4 separate regions of the Homo sapiens genome follow, and all the other regions are linked to region 2. A link is a contact called in ENCODE Hi-C or POLR2A ChIA-PET data. All regions are on one chromosome and are shown on one strand. The core of a region is the stretch at or near the end of the contact, and the rest is flanking DNA. Distances in the headings are between cores, read along the strand shown.

Region 1 (4,809 bases), core at 1,977-4,476, 670 kb before region 2:
AATTTATCTATGGCAAACTTCTGTATTTTAGCCGCCATCCACCACATTATTCATAGTTGAGGGGATTCACCAACGAGTAGGTCTTAGGGGTGGTGGAAATCTAAGGAAACTCACCTTTCCGTTCTGCTGGCTTGTAATTTTTTTTTTTTGGTTTACGAACAATTGCTCAAGTGTGACTACAGTGAAGTTTCAGGAGACAGTGAAAACAGAGGCTGGTTCAGTTTGTCATCTTGACCCGGAAGGGATGGTGTAAAGGGAGACATGAGTGGTGAGAAAGTGTCTGGCAGTTGCGGTTCTGGGGAAAGAATGTTCCAGGCCGAGGAATAGCAGATGCGAAGGAAAAACGTGGGCACAAGTGGCATTCTCAAACTTGCGGGGCCGTCGGAATCTTCTGGAGGACACCCCCTCTGAGAGTTTCCGGAGGTTTAGGCGGGGTGCTAGAATTTGCATAGCTAATTGATAGTGGCCCTGTTGCTGGGTCGGGCCTCACACGTGGAGTACCCAAACCGTATATAGGAAGTGTTTAGCATTTGGTAATGCTCCTTCAACACTAGCCAGTAACATTACTGTTTTCTCTGCAATCCCCCAGGGAGGCCCAATACAGGATCAGACACAGTGCTGACCTGGAAGATACTTGTTCTGTTGAATGAGAAGTCTACCTTATGACTGGGCACGGTAACGCATGACTGGCATCACAGTGCTGAGAGGCCAAGACAGGAGCATTGCTTGAGTCCAGGAGTTTGAGACCAGCTGAGCAACATAGCAAGACCCTGTCTCTATAAAAAGTAAAAAATTAAAAAAAAAAATTGGTAGGCATGGTGGTATGTGCCTGTAGTTCCAGCTATTCAGGAGTCTAAGACAGGAGGATGGCTTGAACCCAGGATTGGAGGCTGCAGTGGGCTATGATCGTGCCACTGCACTCCAGCTTGGGCGACAGAGCAAGACCTTGTATCTGAAAGCAAAACAAAAGTCCCTTTATTTTATGGGCTGTTGACTTCTGCTAGCAGAGGGATGAAAGGCGTGGTCTACCCTCCCATCTCCCATGGGGCTGGGAGATGGGAAGGGAGTTGGCCATTGTGGACCCACACTGGTCTGGGCAGACCAGGACTTCAACACCAGCCAAGGGCTTTCCCCGGGTCACGTCCCTCTCCATCTGGGAGTGCTTCCTCTTTTGGGGCCAAGTTTTCACCGCTTCTTGGCCCATCCTCCCAGCCCCGGATTGGCCGCCTCCAGCAGGCCAGAGCAGATGGGAAATGTGTTTCCTCCAACTCGCTCAACACTGTCCCTTTCTTGCAAGGGGAATTTCTCCACCTGGACTCTCCGAGCTTCTGCTTGTAGGGTCCCGAGGGGCTCCTGCCGGGAACCATCCAGTGGGTGGGTGGGGGCAGGCCAGGGAAGGCCCAGGGGTCCCGGGGAAGGTGGCCAGGAGGGCTGAGCATGACACTCAGGGTTCCACTGGGGGGTTGGGGATCAGGGGGCAGATGCTCCAGGAGTGAGGGTGGTTGAGGCTTGGCTGAAGCCTGACCCTTCTTAGGAAGTGCTGGATGTGGGGGAACCCGGGGGAGTCCTAGTGATGGGGGGCTAGGGGGTGCTGAGAGGAGGGGAAGGAGACAAAGAGAGACTAAAGAAGGAAAAGGAGAGAGACAGGGAGAGACAGAGAGTCAGAGAGAGACAGAGGGAATCAGAGACAGAGAGAAACAGGGAGAGAGACAGAAAGAGTGAGAGCCAGAGACATACAGAGACAGGGAGAGACACAGAGATGCATAAAGAGAGGGAGTCAGAGATGGAGAGAGACAGAGATAACGGAGCCAGAGATAGGGAGAGTCAGAGACAGAGAGAAAGAAACACACAGACTGACACAGATAAAAGAGCCAGAGACAGGGAGAGGCAGAGACAAAGAGAGATACAGAGACAGAGATAACAGAGCCAGAGACAGAGAGACAGAGACAGAGATAACAGAGCCAGAGACAGGGAGAGAGTGTCAGAGACAGAGACAGACACAGAGATAACAGAGCCAGAGATAGGGAGAGTCAGAGACAGAGAGAAAGAGACACAAGACAGACATAGATAAAAGAGCCAGAGACAGGGAGAGGCAGAGACAAAGAGAGATACAGAGACAGAGATAGCAGAGCCAGAGACAGGGAGAGAGTGTCAGAGACAGAGAGACAGACACAGAGATAACAGAGCCAGAGATAGGGAGAGTCAGAGACAGAGAGAAAGAGACAGACAGACATAGATAAAAGAGCCAGAGACAGGGAGAGAGACACAGAGACAGAGACATAGAGACAGAGATAACAGAGCCAGAGACAGAGTCAGAGACAGAGACAGAGAGAGCCAGACACAGAGACAGAGAGAGAGAGTCACAGCCAGAGACAGCGACAGAGATAACAGAAGCAGAGAGAGGGAGAAAGATAACAGAGCCAGAGACAGTCAGAGACAGAGATAGAGAGACAGAGATAACAGAGCCAGAGACAGATACAGAGACAGAGATAACGGAGCCAGAGATAGGGAGAGAGAGTCAGAGACAGAGAGAGATATATAGACAGAGATAACAGAGCCAGACATGGGGAGAGAGAGTCAGAGGCAGAGAGAGAGAAGACAGATAGAGAGACAGAGCCAGTGATAACAGAGCCAGAGACAGGGAGAGAGAGTCAGAGAGAGATACAATGAGAGACAGAGATAACAGCCAGAGACAGAGTTAGACAGAGAGATACAGAGACAGAGATAACAGAGCCAGAGACAGGGAGAGAGAATTAGAGACAGAGATAGAGAGAGACAGAGACAGAGATAATACAGGCACAGAGGCACGCATAGACATAAATTGGCAGAGAGAGAGAAAGATCTCTTTCCACCCACTGCAGAGGCAATCAACAGAGACAGAGAAAGACGTTAACGGGGAGACACAGAGAGCAAAGGAGACTGAGTCAGCAAGAGACCCACAGAGATACCGGGAAAGAGCGGCAGAGAGGGAGAACCAGGGCGATGGAGAGACAGCAGGGAGAAAGGAACCTGGAGCCGAGCTTGGAAGGCCGGAAACGGAAAGGAGAGCGAAAAGCGGAGAGAGATCCGAGTGGAGAAAATTCCGCAGAGTCACGGGGACGAGGGGAAAGGCTCTGGGCTGGGAAGGGGCGTGGCCGCGGGCGGAGGGGCGTGGCCGCGGGCGGAGGGGCGTGGCCTCCTTTTGTAGCCAAGCAGCTATAAAAAGCGGCGCGCTGTGTCTTCCCGCAGTCTCTCGTCATGGAATACGCCTCTGACGCTTCACTGGACCCCGAAGCCCCGTGGCCTCCCGCGCCCCGCGCTCGCGCCTGCCGCGTACTGCCTTGGGCCCTGGTCGCGGGGCTGCTGCTGCTGCTGCTGCTCGCTGCCGCCTGCGCCGTCTTCCTCGCCTGCCCCTGGGCCGTGTCCGGGGCTCGCGCCTCGCCCGGCTCCGCGGCCAGCCCGAGACTCCGCGAGGGTCCCGAGCTTTCGCCCGACGATCCCGCCGGCCTCTTGGACCTGCGGCAGGTGAGACGTGCCCCGACCCTCGGTAGCTGGTCTCGCGGGAGACCCCTACCGCCCCTCTGGGACTCCCTTCTCCCTCCCGCACCCCCAGGGACACCTGTTCTACACTCCCGGCCGGGGAGAGGAGACCCACCGGGGCTCCCATTCTCCATCTAGCACCGAGGCCGGGGGGGCACACCTTTCATCCCGCACCCCTACGACACCTCATCTGTACCCCAGGCCGGGGGCGGGGAGGAGACCGCCCAACAGTTCTTTTTGGACCCCCCAAGGGTCTCCTTCTTCTAGTCCGGGGGGCACCCCTTTCATCCTGCGCCCGCTACGAGACCCTATCTGTATCCCGGGAGGGGGAGAGGAGACCCCCACAAGTTCTTTTTGGACCTCCAAGGGCTCTCCTTCTCCGTCTTGCACGGGAGGGCACCCCTTTCATTCCGCATCCCGAGACCCCATCAGCACCCCAGGCCAGGAGGAGGAGACCCCCACAGTCCTCAACCCCTCAGGGATACGTCTTCTGCACCCCGGGTCGGAGAAAGGCTGGCTTCCCTCCATGTGGCAGTGGGTGGGGGCACCCCTCTTCATTCCGCATTCCCAAGGCACCCCATCTGCACCCTGGACGGGGGACCCTCCGCGGTTCTCCAACCCTCGACGGCTTCCTTTCTCTATGTAGGACTTAGGACATTGAGGGCACCTCTTTTTACCCCGCACCCCCACAAGCTCTGCATCTCTGGGGGGAACCTTTTTTCCATCCCCGATCCGAGGGGGGCACTTCCTCTTTATCTGGGACCGCCAAGGAGACCCCCAGTTCCTTTGCTAACTCCCAAAGAGCCTTATCCCCAACATCTGAGGTACCCCTCTCCCTTTCAAGACCCCCAGGGGAATACCCCCAAGGGGGCTGGAAAGAAGAGGGATCGCTTTTCCCTCCTGAATTCTTGGAGATCTGTCCTTGGGGCAGGTTGAGCCACCAGCTTCGTGTGTGTGTGTGTGTGTGTGTGTGTGTGTGTTCGTGTTTGTGTGGGTGTTTGTGTTCGTGTGTGTGTGTTCGTGTGGGGGTGCGTATGTGTGTGTGTTCGTGGGTGTGTTTGTGTTCGTGTGGGTGTGTGTTCGTGTGGGTGTTTGTGTTTGTTCGTTCGTGTGGGTGTTTGTGTTCATGTGGGTGTGTTTGGATATTTGTGTTCGTGTGTGTCTGTGTGTGTTCGTGTGGGTGTTTGTGTGTGTTTGTGTTTGCGTTCGTGTGTGTGTTCGTGTTTGTTCGTGTGTCTGTGTGTTAATGTGGGTGTTCGTGTGTGTGTTCGTTTGTGTTTGTGTTCGTGT
Region 2 (4,990 bases), core at 835-3,334:
GAGCCACCGCGCCAGGCCAGCTTTGCTCTTTTATGGACTATTCAACAAATTGTTAGCATTTCTCTTTTTTCTTTTTTTCATTCAACAAACACATGTCGAATGTCCCAGTGTGCCAAATCATAGGAAACCTGTTCTCGTATTAAATGAAAAAGCATCAGAACATAGATGACACAAAAACCCCATCCCCTGTCCTCGAGACATCCAGGTTTAGCATTGTCCTCAGCCCCCAGCAGCATCCCCTCCTGCAGGGGGAAAAGAAAAGGAAAAAATCCCACAGTACTAGAAAATGGCAAGAGTAAATCTTGTTGTGGGAAACTTTTCATTCAGGTATATGCATGTCTTGGGTACTGAGCCTTACGGGAAATGTATTTCTTCTTAAAAATTCTAGTTAAAAATACTTCAAGTAACATTGCCCACAATAGTGGGACAAGGCAACAACACGTACTTCCCATTATGAGGCAATGAAAAAGACAAAATATTTGTGTAGCTTTCTTTCCATATATTACTAACCCTAGCTTGAGGTCATTCGATAAAATAACTGGCCTGTGCTCTTCAAAACTGCCAATGTTGGCCAGGTGTGGTGGCTAACACGTGTAATCCCAGCACTTTGGGAGGCTGAGGCAGGAAGATCACTGGAGATCAGGAGTTCGAGACCAGCCTGGCCAACATGGTGAAACCCTTTCTCTACTAAAAACACAAAAATTAGCTGGGTGTGGTGGCGCATGCCTGTAATCCCGGCTACTTGGGGGCTGAGGCAGGAGAATCACTTGAACCCAGGAGACAGAGGTTGCAGTCAGCCAAGATCTCACCACTGCACTCTAGCCTGGGTGACAGAGTAAGACTCCGCCTCAAAAAAAAATAAAAATAAATAAATAAATAAATAAATAAAAGCCAATGTTGGGAAAGACACAGAAAACTGAGGAATTGTGCGGACTTAAGAGACAGCAGCATTCAAATGCAAAGTGTGATCCTAGATTGGAACCTTCGCCTAGGAAAAAAAATCTATATAGGGCAATATTGAGACAACAGATAAGATTATAGAAGACATTGGATTAAAATACTGTATCAATGTTAATTTCCTGATTTTGACAACGGCACCAGTACCATCATTATGTAAGAGAACTTTCTTTCTTTTCTTTCTTTTTTTTTTTTTTTTTGTTTGAGACGGAGTTTCGCTCTTGTTGCCCAGGCTGGAGTGCAATGGCACCATCTCGGCTCACTGCAACCTCTGCCTCCCAGGTTCAAGCGAACCTCCTGCCTCAGCCTCCCGAGTAGCTGGGATTACAGGCATGTGCCACCACGCCTGGCTAATTTTGTATTTTTAGTAGAGACGGGGCTTCTCCAAGTTGGTCAGGCTGGTCTCGAACTCCTGACCTCAGGTGATCCGCCCGCCTCAGCTTCCCAAAGTGCTGGGATTACAGGCATGAGCCACCACGCCTGGCCTCAGAACTTTCTTGTTCTTAGGAAATATCCACTGAAGAATTAAGGAGTATGTATCATGCCTGCAACTAACTCTCAAATAGTTCAGGGGAAAAAAATGTATATAATGTGTGTGCATAAATATATTAGAAAGGTAATAAAACAAGTAGAATAAAACGTAAACAATTGATTGATCTAGATATAATCTTGCAATTTTTCCGTAAGCTTGAAACGACATCAAAACAAAAAGCGACCAATTTGTCCAAAGCAAGGTTAAAAGCCAGAGAAATAGGAGACGCAGCGCTGCATTGTTAAATGACTTGCGCACAAAAATCCAGTCACTCTGACACTTTTTTGTTTGCCTCCCTTTTAAAGTTCAAATTAGTTTGGGTTTTTCTTAATTAAGAAGGTATGTGATAAAAAACAAAACAGAAAATACAGAAACCACCATTAAATGATTCGATAGCTCCACATATGTTAATAACATTTTGTTACATTCTTTCCAAAGCTTAAAACTTTCCGAAGTTTAAAAAAAACTTAAAAAAAAAAAGTTTAAAAACCTTTCCAAAGTTTAAAAAAAAAATACTCAAGATTTATGATTCCAAAAATTACTGCTTTCCAGAAATTTCCAAACGGAACAGTTGCGTCATGGGCCTGCTGGTACATTGACCACAGGGCCCCGCGGCTCTCCCTATAAGTGTGAGTTTTATAAACTCCTTAAAGTAATTTATTTTGTTTCCATTCAAGGCCTTTCTCTCCCACACTGGCCCCAGACCCTGACCTCAGAGGTTCGAGTCCCCGGAGCCAAATTCCTCTAGTTGGAATCTAGTAAATGATTTAATGGCAAAGGGGCAGGGGTTGGGGGCAGCCAAGGAGGTGAACTTTTGACAGCTTCGTGGTCAGCAGCGACGACCGCAGGAGCGCGTGTCCTTGAAGCGGGGAAGCGCCCCTTTTCCTTGCCTGACAATACCGCCCCACACGCGATGACGCCTTTGGAATAGAACTGCGCAGCTCTTTGGAGACATACGGCGCATATAGAGGCTAGAAAGGGAACAGAGTACCAGAGGGCCTTCCCGCTTCGGGAGCCGCAGGCTTCTTCTCTTCGGAGAGAGAGTGAGTGAGTGAGTAAGCGAGTGAGTGAGTGAGTGGGGAGGGAGTGAGTCCGTCCACGGGGGCGGGCCCTCTCCATGCTGCGGATCTCTTAGGAGATATACTGCGCACGCAGAGGCCCGGAAGGAGGCGGGGTCCCAGGGGTCTCCTCGCTAGAGCAGCCCCAGGATTGGCAGGTTCCAGAGTGGGAGTGGGGGTGTGTGTGTGTGTGTGTGTGTGTGTGTGTCAGGTTCCAGAGTGGGAGTGTGTGTGTTTGGGTGTGTGTGTGTGTGTGTGTGTCAGATTCCAGAGTGGGAGTGTGTGTGTGTTTGGCAGGTTCCAGAGTGGGAGTGTGTGTGTGTGTTTGGCAGGTTCCAGAGTGGGAGTGTGTGTGTGTGTTTGGCAGGTTCCAGAGTGGGAGTGTGTGTGTGTGTGTGATTGGCAGGTTCCAGAGTGGGAGTGTGTGTGTGTGTGTGTGTGTGTCCCCAGGATTGGTCGGTTCCAGAGTGGGAGAGAGAGCGAGAGAGAGAGAGAACGAGAGAGAGAGAGAGAGAACGAGAGAGAGTGTGTGCGCGTGTGTGTCTGTGCAGCCCCAGGATTGGTCGGTTCCAGAGTGAGAGTGTGTGTGTGTGTGTGTGTGTGTGTGTGTCCCCATGGTGGGAGTGTGTGTGTGTCCCCATGGTGGGAGTGTGTGTGTGTCCATGGTGGGCGAGCGTGTGTGTGTGTCCATGATGGGCGTGTGTGTGTGTCTGCGTGTGTGCCCGTGTCTGCGTGTGTGCCCATGGGGGCGAGGGAGGGAGCCCTAGGCGCTCAAGGCTCCGCCCCCTCGAGCCGGAGGCCTCAGCGCAGCACAAAGCCCGGGGCGCACTCCGCTCCGGGGAATCCGGCCCCGGCGGTTGCGGCGGCCGCAGCGCCGCCCTCGCGCTCAGCCAATGGGCGGGCGTGCTGCAGGGGCGCTGGCCCCGCCCCCCGGGTGCGCCGGGCTCCGCTCCCCAGACTGGCGCTCGGGCAGTGGCCGCCGCCGGGCGGTCCCGGCCAGAGGAAAGGGCGCCCTGGGAGGGCCCCTCGTGGCTGCAGACCCCGCAGGTCGAGTCTGCCACGGATGGAACTTTGGAAAAAGCTAGGGAAAAGGAGAAACCGAGCTTGCAAGGGCTCATCAAGCATCCACCGGGGTGGCTTAGGCTGCGCGCGGCGCTGGGCGTGTGCCCGGGAGGAGATCGGGTCACCGCGTGGCAGCTCCCGGGACTGCCGAGGGGCCCCCTGACCCCAGGCCTCCCTCGGGAGGGGTCCAGAAAGGTGCAGCGGCTCACTAGGGTCACACAGCAAAATTCCTCACATTGCAGGGGGGGAGGGTCCGCATCTCCGAACTCGCCGGGCCAGTGCACCCTCTATTCTCACCCACCACTCACCCAGAAAACGAGAACCATACTCATAAATACATTCTTAAAATCCACAGGCTACGTTTTTGGGGTAACCTCCAGCCAGTATTCCGCATGCATTTGAAAACTTGTGTGTCCCCATTGAATTTGCAGTTCCAGTAAACCAAGGCAGCGAGTGGACATTCTCATTTAACATTCACCCCCATAAATACACTTTTTTTGGGGGGGGGGTCTCACTCTGTCGCCTCAGGCTGGAGTGCAGTGGTGTGATCATCGCCCACTGCAGCCTCAAACTCCTGGGCTCAAGCCATCCTCCCACCTCAGCCTCCCGAGTAGCTGGGACTACAGGCGTGCATCACTATGCCTGGCTAATTTTTTCTATTTTTTTGTAGACATGGGGACTCGTTGCCCAGGCTGGTTTAGAACTCCTGGCCTCAAGTGATCCTCTTGCCTCAGTCTACCAAAGTGTTGGGATTACAGGCATGAATACACTTTAAAGTGTGTAATCTGTTTGCAGCACACACGGTCCAATCCATCAATGAGGTCATATTAACTCAATTATTCAAGCAATCATCACCATTAGAATTGGAGAAACCGAGGCATAGAGGGGCTACTTTGCCAATAACCAGCTCTGCCAGAACTCGAATCCAGGTCTCCCAGAGAGACCAGGAGAGGGTGTGGTATGGAGTTTGGGGGAGTGGGAGTTTGTTTGATTTTTTAAATTTGTTTGTTTGTTTGAAACAGGGTCTTACTCTGTGGCCCAGGCTGGAGTGCAATGGAGCCATCATAGCTCACTGCAGTCTAGGACTCCTGGGCTCAAGTGATCCTTCCGCTTCAGCCTCCCAAGGAGCTAGGACTACAGGAGAGTGCCACTGCGACAGCTTTTTTTTTTTTTTTTTTTTTTGAGAGCGGGTCTCTCTATGTTGCCTAGGCTGGTCTCAAACTCCTGGCTTCAAGCAATCCTCCCACTTTGGCTCCCCAAAGCGCTGCCATCACAGGCGTGAGGAACCCAGCCTGGCTGTAACACGGCATCACACTGTGAGTTATGTTTACCTGTTCCCTACCTCGACCCACCCAGATCTGACACCCTCTTGGCATTGGAA
Region 3 (4,403 bases), core at 455-2,954, 600 kb after region 2:
GGAACCCATGTAGTTAATTTTAAGAACTGGAAAGTTTTATTTTTAGGATAATGATTATCAATACATCCAACAAATTCTGCTAAATAAACTTGCCATGTAACTGAATTAATAAATGCCTGTTTAACCTGATTTTTATTTATAGGAACTATAATCTTATTAGGTTCAGTGCCACAAAGTTTAACAACTCGCATACGAGCCTGTCCAATTAAAATTGCCATCTGATCTAAATATACTGTAAGTGTTTTTATGGTATTACGTGGCAAAAAGGACTATTCAACTAAATCATTATTTTGAACAATAATCCCCGTTGGGGAGTGTGAAGTAGGGAAAACAATGAATTGTAAAGGCAAGTCTGGGTCAATCCTACTGACCTGGGCTTGCGGAATTTTTTCTTCAATTACTCTTAACTCTTTCATGGCCTCGGGTGTTAGTTCTCTTTTACTGTGTAAACTGGAGTCTCCCCTCAGTATTGAGAAGAGATTAGACATAGCATAAGTAGGAATTCCTAAGGTGGGCCGAATCCAATTAATATCGCCTAACAATTTTTGAAAATCATTTAAGGTTTATTTGGTTTTTGTTTTTGTTTTTGAGACGGAATCTTGCTCTGTCCCCCAGGCTGGAGGGCAGTGGCTTGATCTCGGCTCACTGCAAGCTCCGCCTCCCGGGTTCACGCCATTCTCCCGCCTCAGCCTCCCGAGTAGCTGGGACTACAGGCGCGCAGCCACCACGCCCGGCTAATTTTTTGTATTTTTAGTAGAGGCGGGGTTTCACTGTGTTAGCCAGGATGGTCTCGATCTCCTGACCTTGTGATCCGCCCGCCTCAGCCTCCCAAAGTGCTGGGATTACAGGCGTGAGCCACTGCCCCCCCGCCCATTTAAGGTTTTTAAAGAAGCTTTTCTAATTTGAACCTTTTGAGGCTTAATGCTCTATCCTGTACTTGCATTCCCAAATACTGAAAAGGAGTGGTTGTTTGAATTTTGTCAGATGCTTTAAGCAATCCAGCGTTTGTAATTGCCTTTTGCAAAGATGAATAACATTGAATAAGTTGGCCTCTATTTTTTGCTGCACACATCTGGAAATTGATCTCTAACAGGCTGGATAGTTCTGCCTACAAAAGTCTGACAAATTGTGAGACTGTTTAACATACCCCGAGGTAAAACCTTCCAATGATATCTGGCTGCAGGTTCTTTATTATTAACTGCAGGGATGGTAAAGCCAAATTTTTCGAAATCTGCCTCTGCTAAAGGAATTGTAAAAAAAAAAAAAAAAAAAAAAAAAAAAAAAAAGCAATCTTTTAAATCTATAATAACAAGCGGCCAGTCTTTAGGGATTATAATGGGGGATGGGAGCCCTGGTTGTAAAGCTCCCATCGGTTGAATTACAGCGTTGACCGCTAGTAAATCGGTCGGCATGCGCCATCTGCCGGACTTTTTCTTAATTACAAATACTGGGGAATTCCAAGGAGAAAAAGTGGGTGTGAAACATGTCCTTTTTCTAGTAATTCTTTAACTATTTCATAAAGCGCCCCCAATTTTTCCTTAGGGATCGGCCACTGTTCGACCCAGACAGGGCGCTGGGTCATCCATTTTTAAGGGAAATTGCTCCTTCCCCGTAATGAACGGCAGGGCGAGCCTGAATTTTAATTAACTGGTGGCTGAGCCTGAATCATCCCTTTACCGTAATTAACGGCAGGTTTTGCAACAATGGGCGCGGCGAACCGCGTCTCAGGCTTCCATGCCCGCAATTCACAAGGCTTAGGCGCGGGTGGCCATTCCGGAGCTTCCCCTGAGGGTGCGGTAGGTTGGACGGTCTCTTTCATATGTGTTTGGTTAGCATATATAACCTCCTGATTCTCCGCCTTTTTTAAACTGGAGCTAGATGGTGCACTCTCCTGACCGTCAAACTCGTCTCCTTCATTTCCAAATGCTGGTTCCTCCTCAGTCTGCAAAGGCTCACGTGCTGTTTTCACTGCCGCCCACACAGACCAAGCGGAGAAAGGAATTTCTTGACCCTCTTTTTGTGCCTGTTTGAAGTCAGCCCTTATTTTTTCCCAGTCTTTCAAATCCATGGAGCTGTGTTCCGGGAACCAAGGAGAATATTGTTCTATTAGCTGAAACAGGGACAGAAGATTTTGGGTGCTCACGTTTAACCACAGTGGCACAATAACTGCCGCACCAAACTCAAATAATTATTATGTCTACTCTCAGCCTGACCCACAATTTCCTGTTGTTACCCTGGAATTCTCCGAGCGCCCCGCTTACCTGCAGAGCTTAAAAGTCTTTTCGTTGGCCGGCGCGGTGGCTCACGCCTGTAATCCCAGCACTTTGGGAGGCCGAGGCGGGCGGATCACGAGGTCAGGAGATCAAGACCATCATAGCTAACATGGTGAAACCCCGTCTCTACTAAAAATACAAAAAGTTAGCCGGGCGTGGAGGCGGGCGCCTGTAGTCCCAGCTACTTGGGAGCTGAGGCAGGAGAAGGGCGTGAACCCGGGAGGCGGAGCTTGCAGTGAGCCGACATCGAGCCACTGCACTCCAGCCTGGGTGACAGAGCGAGACTCCGTCTCAAAAATAAATAAATAAATAAATAAGTAAAAATTAAAAAAAAACTTTTCGTCCTTGGGAGTTCTCCATCTGTCGGTCCTTCATTTTCGACGCTCCTGCATTCCTTCACCCGGTTGTTTTGGAGATACCACGTTGGGCGCCAGATGGTGGGGTCCAGCCTCAACACTACCCGTGGGTACCTGAAGTCCGGTGGCGACAAAGGAATGAGAAAAGACAAGTTAAGATTTTAAAGCAGGCCCAGGGGGCCAGTTGCTAGAGTGAAGGCTGCAAAACGCCCAGAGTTCTGGTTGCCTGACGATTTATTGAGCACAATCTTTTGATCTAAGAAGCAGCTGGGATGAAACGGTGAAGGAGCGGGAGCGTACGTCATTGGAAAGATGTAGAGCAGTGGCGGTTATATGAATTTCCTTTAAGCTAAAAGCATATGTCTAACTGCTAAGACAGTCTTTAACTTATCGGGCTGCAGCTGGTGGGGGCCGGTTTTACAAGGAGCTAGGATGTCTGGTCACGTTCCAACACTTCAAGGGAGTGTGTCAGCCCAGAGCATTCTGTGTAAAGCCGCAGAGCAGGTCATGCCCTCTGGCCTGGGAACTTAATGGCTTGCGGAGATGATTCTCCTAAGGGCCCCCTACAGTTTTCCATAGGTGTCCTACACAGGGGTGACTGACTAAACTGGCACCCCATAAACCTTTCCACCAGCACTTTTGTTTCAGGCTGCTGGCTCTGGTGAGCTCTTCTTTTTTGTTTTGTTTTATTTATTTATTTATTTATTTATTTACTTTATTTTTTTTGAGACACAGTCTCGCTGTCTCCCAGGCTGGAGTGCAGTGGCGTGATCTCAGCTCACTGCAAGCTCCACCTCCCAGGTTCAGGCCATTCTCCTGCCTCAGCCTCCGGAACAGCTGGGACTACAGGTGCCCACCAGCACGCCCAGCTAATTTTTTGTATTTTTAGTAGAGACGGGGTTTCACCATGTTAGCCAGGATGGTCTTGATCTCCTGACCTCGTGATCCACCCGCCTCAGCCTCCCAAAGTGCTGGGATTACAGGTGTGAGCCACCGCGCCTGGCCTCATTTATTTGTTTTTTAGATGGAGTCTCACTCTGTCACCCAGGCTGGAGTGCAGTGGCACAATCTCAGCTCACTGCATCCTCCACCTCCCAGGTTCAAGGGATTCTCGTGCCTCAGCCTCCCTGGTAGCTGGGATTATAGGTGTGTGTCACCATGCCCGGCTAGTTTTGTATTTAAAAATAGGCAGGATTAAAAAGTAGGTGGGGTTGATCCAACCATTATCTACATGATTGAACCCCACCTTCAGCCCCTTCCCCTTCCTGGAGGTCAGGTGGCTAAAAATCCCAACCTTGGTGGTTGGTGTTTCTGGCATGACCAGCCCCCATCCTGAGTCACCTCCTTGGTATAAGCTCAGTTATGGTCCAGGGCCCCCATGAATAATAAAGACGCTTCTTTTTTTTTTTTATTTCCATAGGTTTGGGGGAACATGTATTTGGTTACATGATTAAATTCCTTAGTGGTGATTCATGAGAGTTTGGTGCACCCATCTCCCAAGCAGTATACACTGCACCTAATTTGTAGTATTCTATCCGTCAGCTTTCCACCCTTTCCCCTTGAGCCCCCAAAATCCACTGTGTCATTCTTATGCCTTTGCATCCTCATAGCTTAGCTCCCACTTATGAGTGAGAGTATACAATGTTTGGTTTTCCATTCCTGAGTTCCTTCACTTAGAATAATGGTCTCCAGTCCCATCCAGGTTGCTGCAAATCCCATTAATTCATTCCGTTTCATGGCTGAGTAGTATTCCATTTTATATGTATGCCACAGT
Region 4 (4,651 bases), core at 1,237-3,736, 740 kb before region 2:
ATCCACCTGCCTCAGCCTCCCAAAGTGCTGGGGTTACAGATGTGAGCCACTGCGCCTGGCCAGATCTGTCTGACTTCAAAGCCCCAACCTCTCAGCTGTATCCTCCTTGGGACTGGGTCTGGAGCCCAGAAGACAGAGATGGCCAAGGGGTCACTGTGTCCTGAGTTACTTTGGATTCCAGACCCCCAGCGACTCACCTGTGCAAAATTTTCTCAGCCTGCTCCAGCGAGATGGAAATGCCCAGAGCTCGGAAACTCTGTTGGATCTCAGAGACATCAATGTGACCTGGGGAGGGGGCCGGAGGTGGGGAAGGATGTGCGTGTGAGGACACCTGGGGAACCCCAGGACCAAGGATCAGAACAGCTTGGAATGGAGGTGGTCTAGCAAGATCAGGGGCTCCAGAAACCTAGGAGGAGGTTTGCAGTAGGGCTGTGGGGGGACCCCTGACTCACTGGGGTCAGAGAGGTGGAACTGGGAAATACTGGGGGGGCTTCTCTGTTCTGTAAATGAATGAAGGAATCCAGGGGTAATTGTAGGGGTCTCTATGCCATGGGGGATTGAGAGGCAATATCCACAACCCAGATGCTGCTATGAGGGGATCTCTGTCCCACAGGGGACCCAGGAACAGCATAGGGTATCTTTGCCCCATAGAAAAATCTAAGGGTAATTATCGGGGTTCTGCCCCAGTAGGGAAAGGAGGTGGGATGGGCTGGCTGGGCCTCGAACCACCTAGCTAGGGGGTGAGGAGTGCTCCTGAAATAGCCTATGAGTCATCGGGGAGAAGCGGCCCTCCCCCTCTCCTCCTAGCGCTGCCAGTTCTAACCCCACTGATGTCTCTAGGGCCCCCACAGCCCTATCCCTTGGGGCCTGCAGGCAGGTCGCCCGACCTTACCATCCTGGTTCCGGTCAAGACTGTGAAACATGAGCAGCAGACGCTGTTCCCGCTCCTGCAGATAGCGGGAAAATTCCTCCAGGTCGAGCCCGCCATCTGGGTCAGCATCACCCTCAGAGGAGATACCCTGACAGAGGGAAAGGGGATAGAGGTGGCTCCAGGAACCTGCTCCTGATCTGGAGGGGACGCATGTCACCTTATGCCTTAGGAACCCAGAGCCCCCAGCGCCTTGAGGAAGGGGATAGAAGACGTCACCCCACTTCTCCCTCAGTCAGCTAACTTCTCAGCCAGATCCCTACAGCCACCACAGGTCTGTGCGGTGGGTGTGAGTGGTCTAGTTTTCCTGGTGAGCAAACTGAGGCTCTGCAAGGTCAAGTCACCAGTTCAAGGTCACAGAACCAGGAAATGGTAACCTCAGTTCTCATCTGTAAAGCCTGTCCTTCCAGCTGTCTCTTGTTTTTAGTTTTTGTTATTTTTTTAGGTATCTCATTCCTGTTGAACCCAGCTGCCTCTTAAAAAACCCTGTCCACATGGGGGACCCAGGGGTTCCCTTTGGAGGAAGCCCTGGGCGATGTGGGGCAGGAGAGAACCAAGCGGAGTGGCTGAGGCCTTGGTTTTTCCCATTTGGGAAGTGGGAGGTTGGACTGCTCTCAGGGTTGCTGTGGTTCTCTTAGAGCGATCTGGGGCTACAGGTGTGGGAAGGACCTGCAAAGTGGAGGTGGGGGCAGCGGGAGGAAAGTCTTGTTATAGGTGCATTCCCAGCTGCGGGTGACCGCAGACAGGATTGGGTCCCTGGCTGGGGCAGCCCGGGACAGTGAGCCAGGCCCGTGAACGGCCCATGAAAGGGCAGGCCAGGGAATGTAAACACAGGGATCGGGGCAGCTGCAGGCCAGGGCAGTAGGTGCCCAGAGGATGGAGGGTGTGTCTCCTGGAGGTGAGAGCAGGGCACGTCATGGGCTGTGCAGTCTGGAGGAGGGTGTGTCCCGGGCAGTGGGCAGGAAAGCGCCCCCATCTCTTCCCAGGCAGACGCCCCCTGCCCCGCAGCAGGGGGATCGGGTGTTGGCCGCGGAACTGCAGGCTTGGGGCCTCGGCGTCCCTGTCTTGAGCGATCCCGTTAGGCCAAACACGAGTGGGTAGGGGGAACGAGACAGAGACACAGGTTCTGGAGTCCAGCCACAGGTAGTCCCTGGTGGCTCCGGCCGCCCAGTTCAGGGGCTTGGGTAACCGGGAGCGGGCGGGGCCGGGAGGGGAGGAGGTCCCTGGGGGTGGGGGTACCTGTTGGGCGCCGGGGTCTGGGTTGCCCCCGCCCAGCCTGGCCAGCCCCTGGCGCAACTCGTGCACGTCCACGCGGCCATCCTTGTTACTGTCCAGCTCCTCGAACAGGCGACCCCAGCGCTGCCGCCGCTCCGCGTCGCCCGGGCTCCCCCGCATGGCGCCCGCCCGGGGGGGAGGGGAGGCCCGGCAGCGGCGGCCTCAGTGGGGGCTTCGCGGCTCCCCCTCCCCCCCCGGGACCCCGCAGGGTCAGCTCCCGCGGCCGCCGGCTCCGCAGCCTCCGCGCAGTCCGCTCGGCTCTGGCACTTGCGGGAGGTGGTGACGGCTAGCCGTCGCCGCCCGCGCCAGAACTTGCGTCTCCTCCCCCGACCTGCATTGGGGGGAGGGGACCGAGGGCGGAGCTGGGGGCGTGGGGAGGGAATGTCTGGGATGGTCTGGTATTGCACAGCCGAGGAACACCAGAGTTCCTTCTGGGAAGACGGGCTAGGGAGCTCAGTGGTCTCAGGTCTGGTTTCAGAGTTCCGCCTCTGCGTGCCTCAGTTTACCCTTTCCCCCTTTGCCCAAGGGGGCAAGGTAGAGCGCTGTCGGGGATTGGGTTTCATAATCCCCTTCCACTTGACCTCCCCGCCACACCCACTAATCTTCAGGAACTCAAGTTCTCGCTTTTCCCAGACGCACGCAAGAACCGTGCACCATCTCGCTCGCTCTCTGCCCGCCCGCGCCTTACACCTTCCCCGCTCGGCCGCAGAAACAGAAGATCCAGGAGCGATGCTCTCCCACTGTCCCTTCTTCCCGCCCGCGCGCTTCCTTTCTCGGTTCCCACTCTGACTGGGAAACAGAAAATCAACGCGCGGCGCGGCTGCAAAGTCGGTTTCCTATTGGTCAGCGCCTCCTGGGCTGAGCCCGCCCGCCCCGCCTCTTCTCCCACCTAGGCGGGGCCTCCCCGCAGACCCCCGACTGCCTCCAGCCCGCAGTCCCACCGCCTGCCAGGAGATCTTAAAGGGGCCGCGGCCGCAATCAGACGCTGAGCGGCGTGGGGAGGGGGTGGCTCAGTGACCCGGGCGCGGGGTTGAGGATCCCAGTGGTCGAGCGCTGGAGGCAGGGCCCCAGCCTGTCGCACTCGCTGCACCTGCGGAATGTCCCTACTGCTAGTTTCGGGCGCAGTTTCTCGATCCACCATTAGGGGGAAGGGAGCCCAGACCACTTGACAGCGAATACTCGATAACAAATCTCACTTTGATTCAGTGCTTTGCACATGCCAGGGCTTTTACTCACCTCTCGAGTCGTCTTTGCCAAAACCCTATAAGGTAGGTGGTACTGGCGTTCGCACTTTGCAGATAAGGAAGCGGAGGTTAAGTCATTCTCCCCAGTCCTGATGACCACTAAGGGGCAAAACAGGGTTTAAAGAGATCTGGGATCCTTAACCATCACTCTATACCCTAGAAAGAATTAATTATCTTTTTTTTTTTTTTTTTTTTGAAACGGAGTTTCGCTGTTGTTGCTCAGGCTGGAGTGCAATGGCGCGATCTCGGCTCACTGCAACCTCCGCCTCCCGGATTCAAACGATTCTTTTGCCTCAGCCTCCCGAGTAGCTGGGATTACAGGCGCCCGCCACCAAACCCAGCTAATTTTTGTATTTTTAGTGGAGACGGGGTTTCACCATGTTGGCCAGGCTGGTCTCGAACTCCTGACCTCGTGATCCGCCCGCCTCAGCCTCCCAAAGTGCTGGGATTATAGGCGTGAGCCATCGCACGCAGCAGTGAGTTTTTTTTTTTTTTTTTTTTTTTTTTTTTTTTTTTTTTTTTTTTTTTTGAGATGGAGTTTCGCTCTTATTGCCCAGGCTGGAGTGCAATGGCACGATCTCAGCTCACCACAACCTCCGCCTCCCGGGTTCAAGCAATGCTCCCGCCTCAGCCTCCCAAGTAGCTGAGATTACAGGCGCACACCACCACGCCCGGCTAATTTTTGTATTTTTAGTAGAGACGGGGTTTCACCATGTTGGTTAGGCTGGTCTCAAACTCCTGACCTCGTGATCCGCCCGCCTCGGCCTCCCAAAGTGCTGGGATTACAGGCATGAGCCACCATGCCCGACCGCAGCCGTGAGTTTTGTATTTTTATTAGAGACGGGGGGGGGGGGTTTCACCTGTGGACCAGGCTGGTCTCGAACACCTGACCTCAGATTATCCTCCCGCTTCAGCCTCCCAAAGTGCTGGGATTACAGGCGTGAGTCACCGCGCCCGGCCTGGCCTAATTATTCTTTAATCATCACTTGTCACCCAAGGGTCCTCAGGAGGGGGTCTTGTTATTATCATCATCCTTTATCCAAAGATACAGCATTGGCCGGTCTCGGTGGCTTAGGCCTCTAATTCTAGCAATTTGAGAGGCCGAGATGGGAGGATCGCTTGGGGTCAGGAGTTTGAGACCGGCCTGGGCAATATAGCAAGACACCCAACTCTACAAATAATAATAATAATTATTATTATTTTT

What was found. A loop is a pair of places that touch in the nucleus more often than their neighbours do. ChIA-PET counts read pairs that join two places held with the same protein, here RNA polymerase II (POLR2A). Pooled maps may share reads with other maps.
Region 1: a loop to region 2 is called in a pooled map, with 5 times the contacts of the local background. The contact joins the promoter of TNFSF9 here to the enhancer-like site in region 2. A Hi-C loop is called at or near these places in 3 of 37 single-sample maps with no recorded cell type and 3 of 50 pooled maps. POLR2A ChIA-PET finds 5 or more read pairs at or near these places in 1 of 52 experiments (MCF 10A).
Region 3: a pooled map shows a loop between it and region 2 (4-fold over the local background). The contact joins two enhancer-like sites. A Hi-C loop is called at or near these places in 3 of 37 single-sample maps with no recorded cell type and 4 of 50 pooled maps. POLR2A ChIA-PET finds 5 or more read pairs at or near these places in 2 of 52 experiments (OCI-LY7 and T-cell).
Region 4: a loop to region 2 is called in a pooled map, with 12 times the contacts of the local background. The contact joins the promoter of SLC25A23 here to the enhancer-like site in region 2. A Hi-C loop is called at or near these places in 1 of 37 single-sample maps with no recorded cell type and 7 of 50 pooled maps. POLR2A ChIA-PET finds 5 or more read pairs at or near these places in 1 of 52 experiments (naive thymus-derived CD8-positive, alpha-beta T cell).

What each region holds. Positions count from the first base shown.
Region 1 is chr19:6,527,800-6,532,608 of GRCh38, forward strand. It overlaps TNFSF9 (TNF superfamily member 9), which reads left to right and starts at 3,227. Exons shown (of 3, transcript NM_003811.4): 1 at 3,227-3,504. The coding sequence starts at 3,238. RefSeq lists enhancers at 215-444, 875-1,134, 3,905-4,004, 4,606-4,809 and silencers at 3,055-3,284, 3,425-3,494.
Region 2 is chr19:7,194,792-7,199,781 of GRCh38, forward strand. All of the region lies in intron 2 of INSR (insulin receptor), which reads right to left. LOC124904626 (a long non-coding RNA gene) reads left to right here and starts at 4,793. Exons shown (of 2, transcript XR_007067111.1): 1 at 4,793-4,925. RefSeq lists enhancers at 2,545-2,744, 2,557-3,393 and a silencer at 3,225-3,854. Within about 2 kb of position 2,085, at least 11 of the 41 ENCODE cell types and tissues checked have a DNase peak (open chromatin) inside an H3K27ac peak, as active enhancers do.
Region 3 is chr19:7,798,339-7,802,741 of GRCh38, forward strand. The region is part of intron 1 of LOC124904628 (a long non-coding RNA gene); the gene reads left to right. Among named protein-coding and RNA genes, the nearest start is that of EVI5L, 30 kb to the right of the region's middle. Within about 2 kb of position 1,705, at least 4 of the 41 ENCODE cell types and tissues checked have a DNase peak (open chromatin) inside an H3K27ac peak, as active enhancers do.
Region 4 is chr19:6,457,306-6,461,956 of GRCh38, forward strand. It overlaps SLC25A23 (solute carrier family 25 member 23), which reads right to left and starts at 2,487. Exons shown (of 10, transcript NM_024103.3): 1 at 2,168-2,487; 2 at 893-1,019; 3 at 198-285. The coding sequence starts at 2,323. RefSeq lists silencers at 2,239-2,298, 2,349-2,488, 2,999-3,178.